Regions from separate parts of the Homo sapiens genome. Here region 2 is linked to region 1. Evidence: read pairs that join two places in POLR2A ChIA-PET (ENCODE). Cell type or tissue: CD4-positive, alpha-beta T cell. All regions are shown on one strand. Each heading gives the region's core, and the rest is flanking DNA. Links, peaks and the distances in the headings are about the cores only. Region 1 has its middle 67 kb from the start of MSL3. Region 2 overlaps MSL3 (MSL complex subunit 3).

Evidence for each region. Peaks named below come from ENCODE experiments on the same cell type or tissue, not always from the same donor. Only the 100,000 strongest peaks of a DNase experiment are listed, where the experiment ranks them.
Region 2: POLR2A ChIA-PET joins it to region 1 with 5 read pairs; 4 of 35 experiments call an interaction of 5 or more read pairs at or near these places.

What each region holds. Positions count from the first base shown.
Region 1 is chrX:11,822,617-11,828,000 of GRCh38, forward strand. It overlaps a transcript of FRMPD4 not described here. Among named protein-coding and RNA genes, the nearest start is that of MSL3, 67 kb to the left of the region's middle. In CD4-positive, alpha-beta T cell, for the core only: no CTCF peak of the experiment used is centred there; a DNase peak (open chromatin) is centred at 2,565.
Region 2 is chrX:11,764,386-11,769,769 of GRCh38, forward strand. It overlaps MSL3 (MSL complex subunit 3), which reads left to right. Exons shown (of 13, transcript NM_078629.4): 9 at 1,082-1,344; 10 at 4,188-4,297. Among named protein-coding and RNA genes, the nearest start is that of MSL3, 8.8 kb to the left of the region's middle. In CD4-positive, alpha-beta T cell, for the core only: no CTCF peak of the experiment used is centred there; a DNase peak (open chromatin) is centred at 2,306; H3K4me3 peaks cover 2,068 bases; H3K27ac peaks cover 2,650 bases.

The DNA.
Region 1 (5,384 bases), core at 246-5,245:
CCTGAGGCTGAGACTCCACCAGGGATGGCAGAATCTCCTGAAGGATTGGAGGTGGTGGCCAGGGCAGAGGCCAAGGTCTTGACAGAGGCCACTGACGAGGTGAGTGTCAGGCATGCCCCCATCTCTATTGCCTGGAAATTTGTGGGGAGGCCAATCAAAAATCAAGGCTACTCTCTACTTCTATGGATACTGTCAGTGCCCTTTAGGAAATCTAAAATCTAAAAGAGTTGGGTCTGATTGGTTGGGACTGTTTCTATGTGCCATTTACTAATTTATTTCTGGTTCTTCCTTTAGTTAATAGTTTTCTATTAACTAAACTTGTTTTCTGATGTTCTTGGCATAGGAAAGTTGAAAAGGAGACTGGCTACGTCCCGACTATTTCCAGTTTCAGATATTGTCACCTTCATCACTCAGGAGACAATTTCCAGGAAACTAATTACTGAGGGAATTCATGATTGGGTGGGATGACATGTGAATTATAAAGATATTAACTTCAGTTTGCTGTCAACCCATGATGTGATAGAAACCTGTTCTGTCATCACCTAACTAACGGATGCAAGAGACTAAAGGCATTCAATTTAAGTTACATATTTGCTTGGATTTTAGAAAAAGGCGTTTGTCACAGGAACTCTCAAAGCATGCCAAAGGGGACATTTGAGGGCTAAGTTTATGATAATATAATAATAATAATTATTATTATTATTACCATTTATTGCTAATATTTGTTGAGTTCCTACTATATTCGAAAACTTTACAGGCATTACTTCTAACACTCCTTACAATTCAAGGAAAGTATCATTATCCCATTTAACCTGAGGCTCACAGACATTGGATCATATTCAAAGATCACACTGCCAGCTGAGACAAAACTGAAATCTATATTTCTTTTCTTTTCCTATTTAAATTCTAAAATTGGAGCTCATGTGACTTTACTGGGGTCAGCAAACTTTTTCTGTAAAAGACCAGATAGTAGATATTTTCAGCTTTGCCAGCCATACGGTGTGTGTTGCAGCTACTCCACTCTGCTGTTGTAGCACGGAGGCAGCCATAGACAATTCGTAAATAAATGAATGTGGCTATATTCCAATAAAGCTTTATTTGCAGACACTAAAATCAGAATTGAATATAATTTGCACATGTCATGAATTATTATTGTTCCTTGGGTTTCTTTTCAATCACATAAAAATGGTAACATTGTTCTGTTCACAAGCCATATAAAAACGGGCGGCAACCCAGGTTTGACCCACAGGTAATAGTTTGCTCATCCTTGCACTGTACAAAACTGCCTTTCTAACAACTTATGAAAATAATGAAGTGAAAGCAGCTGAGCTACATATTTTACCTAAGGGAGCCAAGCCAAATATGGGGAAGCTGATGGGACCATAGTTCTTATTCTGGCTCTACCATCAAATTAAATTTATAGGTTTAGGTATGTCTTAAAAACTTTCCCAGATGAGATTCCTAACAGCTCCACTATTCTTTCGTCTTAATCATAGTATGCCTGTACCAAATGATTTCCATAAAATCACAATCTGAATATAAGGTGACAAATTTGGTGGCGCCATCAGCAATATGGGGAAGACTTGGGAAAGAGTAGGTGTGTGGGTAACATCAAGAGTTTAGCCTTGAACAAGTTAAGTTTGGGGCACATAATAGACGTAAGTGGGGACAGTTGGATATAGAAATCTGGAATTCGGAGAGATAGCAGGACTAGATATTGAAATATCGGAGCCATTAGCATGTAGACTGAATCTGAGTACATCATGGCATCTTTTAGGGCAGGATTTCATAACCTTGGCCATTGACCTTTGGGGTGGAGTAATTCTTCATTGTAGGGATTGTCCTGTACATTGTGGGATGTTGAGAAGCATCCCTAGTCTCTACCCACTAAATGTTAATAGCATACTCCCCTCAGTTGTGACAACCCAAAATATCTCCAGACATTGCCAGACATCCCCTGGGGTGAAAGTCATCCTTGGTTGACAATCACTATTTTAGGCTGAGAATGGTCCTTCATGACTCCAACTTTGGAAATCAGAAAGAGGAGGAGAAAATGGGAAAAGAGACAAAGAAGGAGTAGTCAGTAAGTAGAAAAATTCATATGCTGGGTCCCAAATGTCTAGACTAGACTTGGTTTAACATTTGTTGAAAGCCAGAGGTGGAGTGTGGACAAGAGGTAATGCTCCAGAGATCAGGGCTGAGCCACAGTGAGCTCCACAATATTTTGTTGATGGGATTTCCAGTGGTGGTTAAAGGGATGGGGTAAACCAGGCTCTAAATGCATGGAGCCTGAGGGTGATGCAATGGACAGAGTGGTGTTTTCTAGTAGAGAATGGTTAAAAAAAAAAAAAAGTGGTTAAAAATAGCACTGGGAAACCAAAGATAGATACCTTTACATGTTTCTTCTTCTTTCTCATTTTATTTTTAGAAATAACTCTCAAAGGATAAAACTGTTATGGTCTGGGTGCAGGAGAAAAACAAGAACAGAAATAGAGTTTCTGTGGTTTTGAGGAAAAGCAAAAGTACTTGAGAGATGTGGTTTTTGGCATCCTGAGCTGCAGGATGTGTCTTCTTTGTGTGTGTGTGTGTGTGTGTGTGTGTGTGTGTGTGTGTGTGTGTGTGGTCTCTTCACTCATCTCGTGCCTAATTGTAGTAAAAAAAAAATAGTGAACGGCTTGTGTGAACTCTCTCTATACATTTAAAAATTGAAGAGCTATGGCTTGATAAAGGCTCAACACAAAGGTTAAAAAATTGAATCCCTCATATTGAAATTAATGTCATTAAACAAGTATGCCTCTTAGTCACATGATAATAAAATACCAAAAGAAAGGGAAATGTCTGCTTTTTTTCCTTTTAAGTCTTCTCACTTCAAAATGAGGATAATAAACTTACCTTATGAGGTTATGTAGGAGTGATTATCAGTGTTTAATACTTAGTTGGACTTCTGTAAATGTTTAAAAATAATAACAATATGTATCCTGATAGTGGTGGTTACACAAATTTAAACAGGTAATAAAATTTCATAGAACTATATATACCGCACCCCCCCACCAAAAGAACACAGAAAAGGAGTGAAATCCAAACAAGATTATTAGTTGAGTTAATACTATTGTACCAACGTCAATTTCCTCATTTTGACAATGTGCTACAGTTATGTAAGATGTTCTCATTTAGGAAAGCTGGGTGAAGGGTACACAGAGCTCTGTATTATTTTTGCAAGTTCTTGTGAGTCTTAAACTATTTCAAATAAAAGCTAAGACTATTGTGTAGCTCAGGATCATTTTGTTTTATTGTCACCTTTACCTCATGGATTCATTTTTGGTTTTTAATAGAGACGTGTACCATAAGTAAGCCAGATTATTAGCTTTTATTTATAAAAGACAAAATAATATCTGATCAATATATGTTTAAGCTAATGCAGTAGATTATAATCCAGATCATGAACCTAAATTGCTCTTAATAAGCATGTAGTCACAAAGTTCAATTATAGGTGAAAATCTGAAATTAAACAGGACTGCCATTTAGTTTTTAGTTTTAGCATATTTTATTTTTGGATAGTCCAGGACTCATCTAAGTTTGCCAAAGATTGAAATAGTCACACAACACATTCTTAAAGTCCCTGAGAAGTAGAAAGTAGAGGTGGCTTGCCTACTTTTTAAGGTGAGAATTTCTATTTCAGCAGACTTTGGGGAGGGCAAGCATCTTCTGTCTTGCTGATATGCCTAAGATGTGATCTATTTATATTACAAACCATATGCAGAGCCTGGCAAGCCTCTCTGCAAATGAGCTCATTCGCTCTGCCCTAAAGGAGGAGGATAGGAGGGGGCGAAAAGACATTAGGGACCTTTAACAATCATTACACCTCTTGATGCTGATTGAACAGGAAGGATAAACAAAATCTATGATTTCTGACAGGAAGCATAAATAATAAATACCTGTCAAGGGGAACTACATATTCTCTTTAGTCATTTTTATAGGTCATCAAAGTCAAGTTCCTAAAGACTTGAGTACTTTTTAATAGGTTTCTCTTTTTGGCATGTTGTACAAATTACAAGTACAGATAATTTCAGATTTATCTTGCCAATGGGCCTCCTTCGAAGTGTGATAAATTCTATCTAGAGCTTCACTCAAATCAACTAGTATTAATAGAACATTTATCCAGTGTTAAATAATTAGATCTGTCTGTAAGGAAATAAAGAAGAGCAGTTGCTGACCTCAAAAGGTTCCCAGACAAAGAGGAATGAGACTAGAAAACAAAGTGTATTACAAAATGCAAGCACCGTGAGAGAGGTACATACAAGGCTCAGAGAAAGGTATGAGGAGGAGGTGTCATGAACTGTTTTGGACAGTGTGTGGCAAACTGGGCCTGCAAGAAGGGTGAATTTCTGGGGCATGCTGAGTTTGCCACAAGAATTTAAAATTTTTGTGTTTTATTTAGATGGAAATTATATATATATATATATATATATAAAATATATATGTTCTGTATATAACATATATAAAAGGTGTATTTTATATATAATATATGTAAATTATATATAATATACATTTTATAAATTATACCTTTTATACCTAAATGATACCATATATAAATTACATATATTATATCATATATATGGTATAATTCTTTTTTCCCCAGTCATCTGGATGAGTGTGGGTGTGTATCTTATTGAATACTCACGGCCATGTGATCTTCATGCATCTGTGCACTGTTCAAATGGGTGACTTAGTTTAGTTTAGTTCAAATGAGTAATTTGCTTTAGTTTGAATGGGTGGAAGTAGATAAGAAAACCGAGTCATTTCATAGCAAAGGGTAGTTGGGGACATGGGACTGAAAGAATCTGGACTTGAGCATCACTGGCATATTCGGAGTTCCAGTGGTTGTTTTGCATAGATGTCATCTTTATTTGTACCAAGTAGCAAGACTTCTAAGAAGATATGTAGTAGTCCATATTTAATGAAGAATTTGTCTGTTCGTACTTCCAATCACAACTGGATAAGATAGCCATTTAGCGCCTGAATAATGCCCTGGTGCTTACCCTGCGTTTAAGGGAATCAAAAAGCTGTGCCTGTGACGGATTCATTCCCATTTCTCCATATTCTTGCCATGAGCAAGGTAGTAGAAATTTTAAAACTTTAATGAAAATGCCAAAAGAGCTACAGATGCATGGACAGCGTATCAACAATGTATCAATCAAATTTATACTTAGTTGCTAGTAAAAAAATTATAAGAGAGTGGCTTAATTTATAGCTTTATTAAGTCCAGAGTGGGTAGTCCAGGGTTGTTCTGATGGCAACATGATATAAACAGGGACCAATGCTCCTTTGGCTTTCTGCTTTGTCATCTTTTGGGTATGACCCTAATCTTCCTGTTCTCAATATGG
Region 2 (5,384 bases), core at 220-5,219, 58 kb before region 1:
CACAGGGCCTGCAAACTTTGGCCTTCAGTAAAAGTTACTTCTCTTCTTGCTCTGCGATGTCACCACTTTTCCTCCCTCAGTTACCGAGCATGCTCTGTTCTTTTTTGAGGGGGCAGGGAGGGGGATCCTGCAACCTAAAGTCTTTCCCTTAATCTCTATAAGGTATTGTGCTCGCTCCCTCTTCCCTCTCTTCCTGAGAGAGTGGTCTGTTCTCATGATTTCCACTCATCTGTCTCCTCTGTTAACCACTTATTATCTGCCTTCATCTACTGCTGTGCTGCAAAACTTTGCCTGCACGTGAACTGATAACCTCCCACTTGCAGTGTGCTGCCCTTTTTCTCGGCCACCTTGCCCTGCCCTCCCTTTCTCCCTCTGCTTCATGGCTGTCAGCTCCCCAGCTTCTCTTTCCGCCTGGCCGCCATCTCCTCTCAGCCATCCTTCCTTTGGTAGCTTCTCTCTCTCCTTTCCCTTTCCCCATGTCAGTTTCACCCCAGGTGAGAGGCCTGCAGGACTCACTGGGGACCTATGTCAAAGTCCCCAGGGCCTACTTCAAACCTTGAGACTCCTCCGGGGTGGGTTGTGTGTTTTCACACAGCAACCCCAATGCTTTTCTTAGTCCTGCCAGTAGTTACGTTTCAACGAGGTGGTAGGGTATTCTTGTTCTCTAGACCAGCGTTTCTCAGCCTCGGCCCTATTGATGTTTTGAATCAGATCTTTCTTTGTTGTGGGGCTGCCTGTGCAATATAGGATGTTTAGCAGAATTAGTGGCCTTCACCCACTAGATGCGGATAACACCTCTTTCCTCAGTTGCAGCAACCAAAATTGTCTCCAGACATTGCCATCTGTTCCCTGTCAGGGCAACATTGCTCCCACTTGAGACCCACTGCTCTAAGACACATATAACAGGGGCATCACAATCTTTAATGCCAGCGTGCCTTGCAGAGTTATGGAGAGGGTCCAAGTGACTTCGGTACATATTTACGACCCTCCTGGAGTAGAGAGAGCATTTCGTGTCTTCAGAAGCACTCCATGTTCTGGAAAGGCCCTTTGAGCCATGTGTGACATCCTCCATCTTCCCTAGGAGCCAGGAGGAACTCTCTCCCAGTCCGCCTTTGTTGAATCCATCCACGCCACAGTCCACAGAGAGTCAGCCGACCACCGGTGAACCAGCCACCCCCAAAAGGCGCAAAGCTGAGCCAGAAGCATTGCAGTCTCTGAGGCGGTCCACGCGCCACAGTGCCAACTGTGACAGGCTTTCTGAGAGCAGCGCTTCACCTCAGCCCAAGCGCCGGCAGCAGGACACATCCGCCAGCATGCCCAAGCTCTTCCTGCACCTGGAAAAGAGTAGGTTCATTCTCGGGTGCCCCAGGCCGGGGAGAGCCAGCGTGTACTTTGTGTTTAGTCAGTGCCAGGCATGGTGCTGAGGTTACATGTGTGTGTGTACAGTGCGTGTGATTCCCATGTCCAAAGTGCTGTCATGCTGCCTGCTTTCTGGAGCTGTAGAAAGTTGAAACACCTGGCGCAGATTGCAGCGCAGCTGTGTTGGAGGCAGGACTGGGCTGTTTCCTCAGCCTTTCTTTTTTGCCATCACTCTACCACTTGTGAGCAAATTGAGTTATCAGAATTCTATGTATTGTGTAGCTAGGCCTAATGAAGCATTCAAAATGAGCAATGCTAATGGGTTGTTTAGCTTTTTGTTTTCTTTGTACTCTGTCTCTGTAGTCTCTCCATTCTAAAGTTTAATTTGGAAAGGTCTGTCCTGAATTATCAAAGTAAGAATACTCAGATTTCCATAAGCTCTTCTCACCTCCTCTTAGCCCAACTCAAACTCCATCAGATCTTCTCACCTTGATTTTGAGCTGGAATGTTTCAATGAGCAAAATAAATTAGACAAAAGTTTACTTTCTTTTTTTCCAAAATACACACAGGTTGATTTGCTGTAATATAAAACTTAGAAGTAAACCACTGCTAATTAATCATTTTAAACTTTCAAAAACTGCTAAAACAGGTGCCATGAATCAGGTACAATTACTGTAGAAACTAACATTAGCTATTATACACTAACCAGGCATTTTTCCCAAATTAATTACAATCTGGTTGTTTAGCCTATGCTAATTAAGCCCTCTTAGTAGTAGTATTCACTTTACATTGAAGACCTCATTCACAAATACAGGGTGCTCTGTGCTTATATCCTTCCACCCTTGACTGCCAAAAATGTGTGAAATGGAAAGTTGATGGCAGCAGGGCCGACGATGTCACCTGGTGCCTCGCGGGCTCAGTGAGTTAGGAAGTCAGCAGCAGGGGAGGCAGCTTGCATGCCTGTCCCCCGGCACACTGTGTGGAGGTGGAAACAGAGCTACGCCAGCAGGCGCCAAGCACCCAACTCCAGAGATGGAAGCCTGGTGGCCTTCCTTTCACAGAGCTCAGCTGCTCGCAGGCTGTGAAATCTAAGACACCCCTCATAAATATCAAAAACACCTCCAAAGCTAACGTCAGGGTAAAACTACTTGGAGTCGAATCCCCATGCCCCAGTAGGTGTATCTTGTGTATGACCTGTGCCCTGTTCTTCCCTCAGCCTCGCCTGCTGTGCTGACTCCTTCAGGGGTCCTTCTAAGCATCATCCTGTTGGAACTCCCAAAAGTCATCCCAGTGCCATTCTGTGTTCAGGTGCCCATTTCCTTGTGTACATCCTGTCCCTGCCACATCCATAAGCTCCTGAGAGAAAGGTCTGACTTGTTGATTGTGTCACCCCATCACAGCTCAGTGTTGGTGGCATAGTTCCAGGTGCGTGAAAGTATTTGCTGATTCTTTGAAGATTGGGAAGGCTCAGAAGGGCAGAGTTGAAGAAGGCATACCTTTAAGAGAAGCCCTTTGAATAATCAAGTGCTAAAACAAAATCAGGTGCTTTTTTAAAACAGCTTGATTGAGATATAATCCACATACCTTAAAATTCACACATTTAAAGTTTTTAGTGTCTCCAGACACAGTGGTTCATGCCTGTGAGACTGGGGCAGGAGGATCACTTGAGGCCAGGAGTTCAAGATCAGCCTGGGCAATATAGTGAAACCCCATCTCTTAAAGAAAAAGTTAGCCAGGTGTGATGATGTGCACCTATAGTCCCAGCTACTTGGGAGGCTGCAGCTGTGGCTGTGGCTGAAGCTGGCGGATCGCTTGAGGCCCAGAGTCTAAGACTGCAGTGAGCTCTCATTGGGCCACTGCAGTCGAGCCTGGGCGACACAAAGAGACCACCCTGTCTGATAGATAACTAACAAAATAGTTTTAGTTGGGCAAAATTAAAGAGTTGGGCAACCATCACTGAAATCAGTTTCAGACATTTTCACCACTCCAAAAAAGAAACCCCACATCGACTAGCAGTTACTCATTTGCTTCTCCCTATGTCCCCTGACAACCACTAATCTATTTGTCTCTATAGATTTGCCAGTTTGGGGCATTTCATATAAATGGAATCATCTGTATGTAAGTGGTTAATAAGGATTGGTTGATTGAAGATTGAAAAGGGTCAGCTGGGAAAATTTTTAAAAAGACTGTTTTTAAAAAGGTGCTACAAAATAAAGTGCTATCTTTTTCTGTTTCTCTTTGTACTTTTTATTTTTTATTTGTATTTATTGATGTGAAATTCACATATAAAATTAACCATTGTAAAGTGAATAATTCAGTGGCACTTAACAGCTTCATTGACACATCCACATATACAGTTCAATCCAGTAGTTTTTAGTGTATTCACAGAGTTGTGCGACCATCTGCACAGTCAATTCCAGAACATTTTCAGCACCCCCCCACGAGAAACCCCATACCCAGTAGCAATCACTCCCCACTTCCCCTTCTGCAAGCTCCTGGCAACCACTAAGCTGCTTTCGGTCTCTCTGGATTTGCCTACCCTGGGTATTTCATATAAATGGAAACATAGTATGTGGCCCTTTGTGATTGGCTCCATTCACTAAGCATAGTCTTTTAAGGTTCATCCACATTGTAGCATATGTCAGTGCTTTATTCCTTATTTTTTTAACCAAATAAAATTCAGGTGCTATCTGTTAGGAAAGTCTTATCGTTAAAGGTTGGTAATTTCTGAGAACCAAGTTTAGATTTATGTTCTGCAGTTTTTAACAGTCTTGAGGCAGTCTTTAATTCAGTTGCTGTGTGAATAATTTCATCTTTTTCTTTGGAAGAGACACCTGTGCATAGCAGATCATCTTCACCTATTCCTCTGACTCCTAGCAAGGAAGGGAGTGCTGTGTTTGCTGGCTTTGAAGGGAGAAGAACTAATGAAATAAACGAGGTAAAGAATGTTTGATGTTTGTTCCCAATGGTTCCTTTATTTGTGATTACTTCAATTCTATAGGTGGAAGTCAAGGTTCTTAAAGCATCATGTTGCTGCTATTACTGTAAACATTATCAAAATTGTACGTAATTTTATGCTTAACACTGTGGGTTTTGGTTTCTAAAGTGAGAAAATTGTTAGGATTCCAGCCCTACACTGACAATCATCTTTTAAATAAGTGCAATTATTGAAATACCAGTATTTTTACTTTATAGAACAGATGTCAATTTCCACAGAGGGCCAGAGGGTAAATACTTTCGGCTTTGTGGGCCATATGGTGTCTGTCAAGGCTACTTAACTCCAAAAGTAGCCACAGATAGTATGTAAATAAAATGAGTGTGCTATATTCCAATAAAACTTGATTTATGGACACTGAAATTTGACTAGCATTTAATTTTCATGTGTTTGAAAATTTTTTTTGTTTTTCAATCATTTAAAAATATAACATCCACTCTTAGCTTGTGGGCAATATAGAAACAGGCAGTAGTTGGGCGGGATGTGACCAGCAGGCTGTAGTTTGCTGACTCCTACTTTAAATCCCTGATTCCCCTCCATCATTAACAGTAATACCAATAGCCGTCCCTTCAGGGATGGGCTCTAGGCCACCACTGTGCCAGACACTTGAACCAAATACTTTGAATTCTCGAGATCAGCCTTGCCACCAGATTTCCACTTGATAGATGGGAAAACTTTTCATTTTAAAACTATTTTTAAGGCCCATTAGGTGATCTGTAGGTGGTGAGTTTGTCAGGGATTCTGAAGACGTCTCAGTTTATCAGCATATTCTGTGAACGTCTCCTAGGAGGTGAGATTTCCTCTTTTTTTAAGGTGAGTAGGAGTTGCACAAGGGAAAATGGCTTTGCTAGGCAAAGAACATTTTTTTCTTTTTTTGACACAGGGTCTCACTCTCATGCTGTCACCCAGGCTGCAGTGCAGTGGCAGGATGTTAGCTCACTGCAGCCTCTGCCTCCTGGGCTCAGGCGATCCTCCCACCTCAGCCTCCTGAGTAGCTGGAACTACAGGCTCATGCCACCATGGCCTGGCT